Regions from separate parts of the Homo sapiens genome. Here region 1 is linked to region 2. The links are chromatin loops, found by intact Hi-C in ENCODE. Cell type or tissue: PC-3. All regions are shown on one strand.

Region 1 (5,000 bases), 120 kb before region 2:
GGAAGAGCCTACAGGTGACAACAGTGTTGAACTTTAGGCAAGCCCTGTGATACTGGAAAATTGCAAAGGTTAAGAAATGTCCCCACCCTTTTGTGTTCTGGGAAACAGCTCACTGCAAAGAACTCCCTTCCCCATATGACTTAGATGAGACTCATAGGTGCCCCCACTTGTTTACCTATGACAAGGCCAGACCCAGAGCCTCCAAACTCCCTTTCTTTGTTTTTGTGGTTAGTTTAACTGCCTGTTTCCACTGGTCAGTCGGAACAAAGTGTTCGTTAACCTAACTTTGGTGTAGAGTCTCTCCTTTCCCCAGGTCCTGGCCCACCCTCAGCCTGAGCCAGCAGACAACTCCTCTTTACAGACCTTCCTGATCAGCCCTCAACCACTGTCTGATTGTGTCACTCTGATCATCCCAGCCCCCAACACCCACTTCTTTCTAACCTTGTTTATGCCTCTTTAGCAAAGCAAAATATTTACTGCCTCATCTTGAGACACTTGCAGATTAAGTGGTCAGAACATTCCCTCTACTGCAATAATCCTTTTGAATAAAGTCTCTCCTAACTAAATCTGAGGTTTTTTTTTGTTTGGCAGTAAATTAATGAAGCCAAAGATCACGGGAGACCATCTGCTTGTGTTTACCCATGAGGCAGTGTGGCATAGGCGAATGGGTGCGAGTCTAGCCCTGCTATTCCTGCCTGTGTAACCCTAGAGAGCCTTTCTAATTACTCTCTGCCTCTGCTTCCTTACCTGTAAAATGGGCTAAATAATGGTACCTGTGTCAGTTAATATTTGTGAAATGCCTAATAGAGCCTATTCCAAACAATTACTACATCAGTCTTTTTAAAAAATAAAACTGTGTCTTTATTTTAATTTTCAGATGTTTCCACTCACAATATTGGTAAATGTAGAGTTTGCCTCTACTGACTGTCAGCTGAACATCTTGGTTAAGACTCAGACTGCCTGATTCTTCTCTTCCACTTACAAGCCTTGGGAAAGTCACATATAACCATGTGGAACCTCCACTTCCTCACATGGAAGGTAGGATTATCATAACACCCCCTCCTAGACTGGCATGGGCAGTCAGCAAGACAGGATTTCGCACTGGCCCAGCGTGTTGTGAATGGCTGTCATCAGTATCGTGGCTGTAACCGTGACGTCATTTCTGACTTATGATGTTAGAGATCAGGCTGTGCTAGGCCTGGTGTCTATGAAGTCCTGAGGCAGCTCAGGGGTCAGAGGGCCTTGAAAAAGTCTGTGGCTAAGGAATCACTCCTTGAGGAGAGGGGAAAATAATTGTATACTCCGGAAACCTGGCAACAAAGCCAGGGCTTTCGTGAGAAGTTGGAAGTGTTTCATAAGAGTTACCCAACAGTGGTGTTTGAAAATAAGCACACCAAGTATGGATTGCATGTTTACCAAGTTCCAGCTAGTTCACATGCATTTACTCACTGAATCCTCTCAATCACCCTGGGGGGTAAGTAATGTTACCATCACCCATTTACAGAGGAGGAAACTGAGGCACAGAAGGATTAAGTCATTCAGCTAAGACACAGCAGAGGTAGTTTGGAGCCAGGCACAGATTAGGATATAAACAACTGGGGTATAAAATATTCAAATCCTCCAAAGCACAAGGCTTAGCCCATAGTGGATGCTCAATAAAAAGCACATGTTGGATGAATAAGCATTGAAGAGGGCACTAGAATATTTGTGCCTTACAAACTGAGAGAGGGTCCTTTGTCACTAGTGCTGAGGGCACCTGACTCATAGTAAGTGCTCAACAGGGCAGAGAAAATGCTGAGGTTGGTGTTAAACTATGTCATTTGGGATCATTCTGTCTCTAGCAGCCTGGAAACCCATCAACTTGGGACAGGCAATGACTACTACAGACCCATTTGTACAAGATTGGAGTGAATTTGAAATAGCAGTTAATTCTAAAAATGTTAATAAAGACTCAGTTTATGTGCAAAAGGGAAATAATGTGAATCACCTTGAATTTGAGGGTATTAGGAATTGTGTAATGTAGTTGCAAAGTGTATTTATGCTACTGCCACATGGGGGCACCATATTAGCTGGTGAACGGAAACACCCCATCATTTGTTGGTTCAAGTCTTAAATTGGGCACGTTGTGAATAACGCGTGTTTGGGAGTTCTTCAGGCCAGGCCTCTTGAATAAAACGCATCCACCCTGTAAATACAGGACTGAGTGCTGGGATGCATGTGCCCTGGAACACAAGCACTGTCCTTTGGAAGCTACATTCAGAAAGAAGGAAGATGGGGGATAAATTTACAAACCTGTAAATGTTTTTTAGTCATTAATAAAACATCATACAAGAAATAAAAGCTCACAGTCAATACTGAGATCAATAAAAGAAGGTATTCTCCATAATCTCACCATATTGCATAACTCTCATAATGTTCATGTTCTTTTTCTTCTAGTCTTTTTTCCTACATATCGTTCTTTAACAGTTATAGCACACATACAATTTGACAGCTGATTTTTAAATTACTATTATATAGACTGGTTTTACATATTTCTACATAGTCTTCAAAGCCATAATTTTTCATTACTATAGATAAAATCGTCCCTATTAAAATACAGCCAAGAGAAATGATGATAACCTGGATTCTGGAGCTGGGAGACCTGGGTTCAAATCCCAGCTCTGTCACTTAACAGCTGTGTGACTTTGGCTGTCACTTAACCTCTCTGTGCCCCAGTTTCCCCATCTTTAAAATGGAGTGACAGTAGGACCTGGGTCATAGAGTTGTTCGAAGGATTAAATAATTTGATATATTAAAGTAATTGGAACAAGGTCTGGCACAAAGCCACTGCTCTCCAGATGTTTATTAAATAAATGGTAACTTTTTTTTTTTTTTTGACAGAGTCTCACTCTGTCACCCAGGCTTGAGTGCAGTGGCACAATCTTGGCTTACTGCATCCTCTGCCTCCTGGGTTCAAGCAATTCTTTGCCTCAGCCTCCCAAGTAGCTGGGATTACATGCACCTGCCACCATGCCCAGCTCATTTTTGTATTTTTAATAGAGACGGGGTTTCACCATCTTGGCCAGGCTGGTCTTGAACTCCTGATCTCATGATCTACCTGCCTCAGTCTTCCAAAGTGCTGGGATTACAGGTGTGAGTCGCCACGCCTGGCCCATAAATGGAAACTTTTTTTAAAAAACCGACACTACACTACTCCTTTCATTGGCTCCCTCCAGTTTCTGGAACCAAAAAGGTTTTCAGATCAGTTCTCTCAGAAGGTCCTCACTGCTTTTCTAGCCACAGCGATGAATCAGCCAAAGATCACAGCTCTGCTTTATGCGTCCTTGCCCCTAAAGCTCCTCCGAGTGCTCCCTTTGCCAATGATGTCTTCAACTACCAGCAGCTTAAGGTGGAGGTGCTTACGGGGTTGGTATCTTCAGAGGCACCAAGACCCTTTCTCATAGTGGAATCTCACTTCTTATGGTAGAACGGACAAACACAAATTGAAGATCTGCTATCTATCAGTAAAAGGATGTGATCTGAATAGGCATTTCATTTGTCCCACACAATGAATTTTGCAAAAATTTGAACAAAGACTCAGAATCGGGAGATTGTACCTGAAAACCCAGATCAATGGTTTCTCTTGATTAACCAGGAGATGAGTCGGCATTCCCACAAGGGACCCATCAGCTGAGGCTGAGGACCTCCGGGGCTCCCCCTCTGATGGGGTATGCACTTGAAGAAACAAGGTTCACTGATCAAGAGCTCTCACACACACACACATTCCCATCACCAGCTTCCCTCAGTAATGCAGCCTACCCTGACCCCATAGCCTTTTGAGTTGGAGATCCCTGACCTACAGTTTCCCACTTACAAAGGTCATCTGAATCAAAGCTGTTTAGCTGGTAGAAAGCCTGTGGGAAACTAGTGGGAAGTGGACTTTCCCCACCCTTTAGTTTAAGACTTAGGCAATCCATCAGATTGCCACCCTCATGTTGACATTGCCTGTTCCCCATAAAATAGATTAAGGTATAATAAAATGTTAGAGAAATACAACAAAACTCTAGCATACTTAGGACTGCCCTGAGGTCAAAATAAAAGCTCAACTCTTAATCCAGGAAGAGCAAATACTTGACCTCCCTCCTCCTTTGCCCTCAGCATTCTTAACGGATAACAGTTGTCGGGTGAGGAGGCCTTGGGAAATAGCTAGATTTTTCATGTCAATTTTTTTTAATGGAAACAAATGCATTTTTCTTGGAACATAACCTTTATGAAGAATTCTCCCATATTCTTGTGATTCCTGTGTTAAGATGAGCAACTGAAGTGCCCGGGAAATTAAACACTTGCCCAAAGCTACACAACGGGAATGTGGTAGAGTCAGCCGTGAAACCCAGGTTTGCTCTTTGCAAAACACATTCCTGTACTGTCCCGGTGCCACTTTTAACTTCTGACACATCTTCCTACCTGTCTTCACCTTCATTCTTTTGTTCCCTCATTCATTCAGATATCATTGTGTTAGGTCCTAAAAACACCCACCCACAGAAGACAAATACTCCCTGGCTTCATGACGCATACTGATTAGGAAAGAGGTTCTCACTCCTCAATCCCACTACAATCTAAAAAAAAGTCAATGCCCATCCCCAGAGACTCCCATTTAATTGGCCTGGATAGGGGTCGGTATCCACTGGCAACAGTTTCTGAGATCTCTTCAGGAGATTCCAAACTTCAGCCAGGATTGAGAGCCACCAATGCAGGAAAGCGATTCTCAACCACAGACAATTTTGTCCCCTGGGGAATATCTGGCAATGTCTGGAAACATTTTTGGTTGTCACAACACAGACTACTATTGAGGCCAGGGATGCTTCTCAACATCTGCCAGCCAACATCCATCCTCAAATATCAACAGTGCCAAGGCTGAGAAACCCTGGTCTAGAGAGAAGATGCACATTGGATAAATAATTACAATATTGGTGAATGTTATTAATAGGAAAGTTCTAGGAATATGTCATAGTTTACTTTTA
Region 2 (5,000 bases):
AAAAAAAAAATAATTGTTTTTCTTCTTCTTGTTTCTAGTCATTTCACTGGGGAAAGGGAAATACAGACACCTTTTAAAGTAAGATCAATGCATCTGGCTTTGAGCACCCAGTGAGAGGGCAGCCTGCAGAGGAGGAACACGGGGTTCGAAATTAATTAGACATTCCTGGGTTTGAATCTCAGCTCTGGTCCTACAGGTGTGTGACCTTGAGCAAGTTAAGTCATAGTCTCTCGGCCTCAAAGTGCTCAGAATTTTAAAACCAAAGATAAAACCCCTTTCACAGGATTACTGTGAGGATTAAAAGAGAAAGAGTTTAAGGTACCTAACACAATAAAGGCTGCTGCTTTCCTTCCTGCGCTCCAACTGGTTTAAAAGCTTCAGTGCATCTCTAATGACAATGGGTGAAGTTTATTTTTTCAGTATGGAAGACCCTCAATGCCTCCTGTTCATTCTATTTCATTCCTCCCATGAATATGGATGTGCCAGGCACTGCTAGGAGCTAGAAAGAAGTGAGGAAAGGTCCCTGCTGAGAGTATCTCACAGTCGGGGGAGGAGAAGGTCACATTTTTAATCTCCCTTGAGGTTTTGACCTTTGTTTTTTCCAAATCTCCAAGCTAAGTCATTGCATTCTGCAGATGAATTGACACACTTTGATGCCCATTAAGGTAACGAGGTTTTATCATCAACTCTGACATCTCTGCAAGGCACTGGGAGGGGTTATGAGGCTCAAGGCCCTCATCCTTCAAGAGGACGTCGGGGTAACCAAGGGGTTTCAGCACAGCTGCCCCTCTCTGCTGGATGAGTTCAGTAGAGGAACTGGCAGGCAGTTACCATAAAAAGAAATCTGTTACAGCGTCAAGGCTAGGAACGTAAAGGTGTACCAAAAGCTACACTTCCTGCACCAGAAGAATTGGTGTCATTCCTAAGCCTTATTAGACTAATCTAAAAGAAGCAAATTAAGGAATCACAGCCCTGATCAGTGCCGGGTTTAAAGTAGTTTATAGGCCAGGCACAGTGGTTCACTCCTTTAATCCCATCACTTTTTTTCAGACCAACATGGCAAAACCCCGTCTCTACTAAAAATACAAAAATTAGCCAGATGTGGTAGTGTACACCTGTAGTCCCAGCTACTGAGGAGGCTGAGGCAGAGGTTACAGTGAGCCGAGATCACCCACTGCACTCCAGCCTGAGCGACAGAGCAAGACTCCATCTCAAAAAAAAAAAAGGGGGAGTTTACAGTGTGGGTGAGTTAACCCAGAAGGGTTGCCAAATATCAGGCCTCTTACAAATGAATACTCATTATTATTGCTAGAGTAGCAATGTTCATGAAAATGAACATTTCTAGAGTACAAAAAAAAAAAAAAATCAGAAACTTTAAACATTTTCCCAAAGTCTTGTTTCATCTAGTAACTTGCTAAGGAATTCATTTCCTCAATGGTAAGATAGGCAGCCTTGACATAGTTTGGTTCTGTCAAAGTGCCATCCAAGCACCATCTGGGGAGCTGCCTAAAGATGCAGATTCCTTGGCCCCACCCTGGGCTGACTCATCACCCTGTGGTGGGTCCAGGAACCTGCACTTTCTTCTGAGTCTTGCTCTGTCACCCAGGCTGGAGTGCAGTGGTGCAACCTCAGCCTTCCAAGTAGCTGGGATTATGATTACAGGAGTGAGCCACCGTGCCCGGCCAGCACCTGGATTTTCTAGCATGCCTGCTGCTCAGAAACTGGGCTCCTGCCCAGTAGCAGAAATGGTCAGGTTTATGATATTATACAAAAAAAGGTGGAAGTTGAGGGAATGTCTGAAAACAAAAAAGATCCAATTCAGCTCTTCATTGAGCCCCACGTTTCCAAACAATATCAAAAGACTGTATTTTTTTATGTAAGTAACTAAAATGACAGTCATCTTTCTCTTGAAAAATGATCCTCAGAAAACAAGGGAACAGTGACCTCTTGAGGAATCCAGAAGAATCTATGATCTCATATCTCATGCACCATGCATCAGAAATACTAAAGGAAGAGGAAGAAGGAAAATTCAACATCCAGCAAGGGCCTATTTGTCAAATATTATACCTAAAATCCAGTGGGAAAGATCCAGTGGGAAAGTAAACTAGAGAAACTATATAGAAGCTAAGGAGAGCCAGTTTTTTTTGTTTTTGTAAATGACTGGCTCTAGAAGCAGCAGGGTCCCAAATCCCCTCACCTGGAAGTGTCTATCTCAGCTGTGTAGGAAGGGCTCAGTCATCTGGGATTCAGCAGGGTTCTTAAGAGCTGGTCGTATGACCCAGCTTGGCTTGGTTGCAGAAAAATACAAAATGACCCTTCTTATACCATGAAGGGATCTTGTGTTTTCTTCAGCAGGGAAGAAAACTGTAACAACTCAAAGAAGTAAATTAACCCACCCAATTTTATAGAAGAAGAAGGTGAATTCTGAAGGGTTTGGGGAGTTGGACCCTCGAGATTGTTACTCCCCCCCCAAGATGCCAAAGGTCTCTCCCTTGCCACCCTCTCACACTGCCAGCCAGAGAGCAGGAGGGGGAGATCAAACCAGACTTAGCCCTAGCTAGGGAGAAGCAAACCGCATGTAATATTTCAAAATGAAATCAAACTGCAGTGCCAGGTTGAGGATCCACTAACAATCCAGTTTTGCTTGTAAACATCCCACTTTGAGGGGCATAGCCTCCCCTGTCACCCACTTCCTCCCACCTGTGTGCTACACGACAGGCTGTACACCTGCTCTCCAAGCCACCCAATCGGTTTTACAGTGATTCCATCCAAACCAGGAAAAATCATTTTTCATTCTTTTTGAAGCCAGCAGCCAAACCAAAGTACAACGCCAGCCCAAATCGAACATCTTAATTAAAATGCCTCTTACCTGATTTGACTGCTTTAATGGGGTAAGTGGCATGAGCAAGAAAGTTGGGATCGCTGAACATATCTTCTTCATAAACCACAAAGCGCAGAAATGCCAGGTTTGGGTCATAAATTTCAAATGTCACCTTCTCCTGTGTTGGAGCCCAGATAGGGCTGAGGCCATTATCATCTGGAAGGAGATCAAAGCTCATGAGAGGCCACATTGGAGCTGCCCCCTTCTGGTAAGACAATCTCCGCATCCTTCAGCTGTGAATCCCCTTAGCAACCATGTAAATAAATATGCATCTATGCCAAGATCTAAGAAAATCTGAATAATTATCTTCACTCCCCCACCCCACCTTGAGCAATCCTGGAAGCTGCTGTTGCAGGCTGGTCCCTTGGTGAGCAGAGGAAGGAGACCACCTCCCATCTCCCCGCCCCAGGATCAGGGACAAGGGAACGGGGGAGGTGTTTGTTTGCAGAGCAGGAAGGTGGATTTTGGAAAAGACAAAAGGGGAGGAGAGCCTGGGAGCCACATCCACCAGCAGGGGGTTCTACAGCTGGCAGGGGAGAGCCCAGCCTCACAGAGCAGGCAAGCAGCAATCCTGCCACTCTCCATAAATGCCAGTTTATTTGGTCAGCATCTGAGTTGTTCATTGGGCTACTTTTTACCAGGGGCAAGGATCCTGTGCTTTAGAAGGCCCACCAATCACGGTTCCCTCCTGGCTTTTCCTGGAAGAGCAAGCATTCCTCTTGTCCCTCCTGCCCTCTAGGGGCTAAGATCTCCCAGGTTAGGCTGATCCTCTGGGTCAGGTCAGCCACGTAGGTTCACCCCCTCTCTCTGTGTCTCTGCCTCTTGGCCTTTGACTCAGGAGATTAATCAGATTGGGCTGTTGCACAGAGAGGACCAACCTAGTGTCAGGGCCTCACCTACGATTCCGGACTTGAGTTACAGGCAGGCAAACAGCACTGGGGAAAGTCTAAGGATTTCAGAAAGTGGCCCTTTGTATGTATCCCCTCCTCAAGCTGAACCATGTGGGCAAGAGGGAGGAAAGAAAACCCTGGGACAACTAAAGAGCATTGCAAAATCCCCCACGAAGAGCACTCCCACAAAGGATTCACTGGCCGGACGTTTAAAAGCAGAGGGGCCAAGGTGACTGACTTACTCACAACCGTCGTCTTGAACTTGTTGTTGTCATACTCGGCTCCACAGATCTCCACTTCTACAAAGGGACAGGCAATACTTCGTCCAAGTTTGGGGAGATGGCGAGCACCGAGAACCTGGGACACCAAAGGGAAGCATTGGAACCCCCCTGGGGTCCTGAACAGGCAGCCTAGCGTGGATTGCAGCTGGGTTCTAGAGTGACACTGGATGAGTTCAATGCCAGCCCTAATTTTCCTAGATTCACTGGAAAAGCCGGAGCAACCTTCTGCAGTGGATGAAGGTGGACTGTGGTAGATCCCACAGTTCCTCAGCATCAGCCTGGGTCTCGGCCCCATATGCCACCTGACTCAACAGGTAAAACTCACCTGAGCTCATGAATGCACACATCCATGCCCAAGCAGGTGCCTCTGATCAAGGCAGAGCTTAATCACTGGATTTCCACACCCCTAGGAAAGGCTGAGGAACAGTGTGGCATTCTTTTTATAACTGCTGTTTATTTAAAGGCCTGTGTTTACGTATGCTTCTTCCCCCTACCACCCGCCCGCCCTTAACCTTAGGAGAAATGCAATTCATTTCTCTACTTTTCAAAAATTCTTACAAAGCAACAACACTTTCTCTGAAAGTCAGATGAATTTTAAAAAGCCCTGGAATTGGACAAAGTAAGGGAAAAAACTTCTCCATTAAGACCAAATGGCTGTTTCCCATGTTTTCTTTCTCTTTCCGGCCAGAGGCTGACCTCACCAGGACCCCAGAAAGATAGGGTCATACCTCACCCCCACAGAGGACAAGGGGAAGTGGGTTTGAGGAGGTTTCCCCTCTCTTCCCTCTTCTCCCAGAACGACCCCGGAGTGTACTGTAAGAAAGAAAGATCCTCAAACACTGCCTGAATGGGGATCGTTTAAACAAGACAACCAGCCTCCCTAGACATGGGTTCCCTGCTCTCAAGACAGCATCGGCCCAGCCCCCAGGGAGGGCGGCTGGCTCCCCT

Evidence for each region. Hi-C counts contacts between places; a loop is a spot of excess contacts. Peaks named below come from ENCODE experiments on the same cell type or tissue, not always from the same donor. Only the 100,000 strongest peaks of a DNase experiment are listed, where the experiment ranks them.
Region 1: it touches region 2 in a loop (10-fold over the local background); 21 of 110 quality-filtered maps call a loop at or near these places.

Annotation. Positions count from the first base shown.
Region 1 is chr16:82,059,131-82,064,130 of GRCh38, reverse strand. All of the region lies in intron 1 of HSD17B2 (hydroxysteroid 17-beta dehydrogenase 2), which reads right to left. HSD17B2-AS1 (HSD17B2 antisense RNA 1) reads left to right here. Exons shown (of 2, transcript XR_933797.3): 1 at 1-1,038. Among named protein-coding and RNA genes, the nearest start is that of HSD17B2-AS1, 5.1 kb to the left of the region's middle. In PC-3, a CTCF peak has its summit at 2,046 (motif pointing right); a DNase peak (open chromatin) is centred at 190; H3K27ac peaks cover 975 bases.
Region 2 is chr16:81,937,929-81,942,928 of GRCh38, reverse strand. PLCG2 (phospholipase C gamma 2) reads right to left here. Exons shown (of 33, transcript NM_002661.5): 29 at 4,014-4,128; 30 at 2,870-3,037. Among named protein-coding and RNA genes, the nearest start is that of SDR42E1, 71 kb to the left of the region's middle. In PC-3, CTCF peaks have their summits at 1,945 and 3,174; a DNase peak (open chromatin) is centred at 1,938.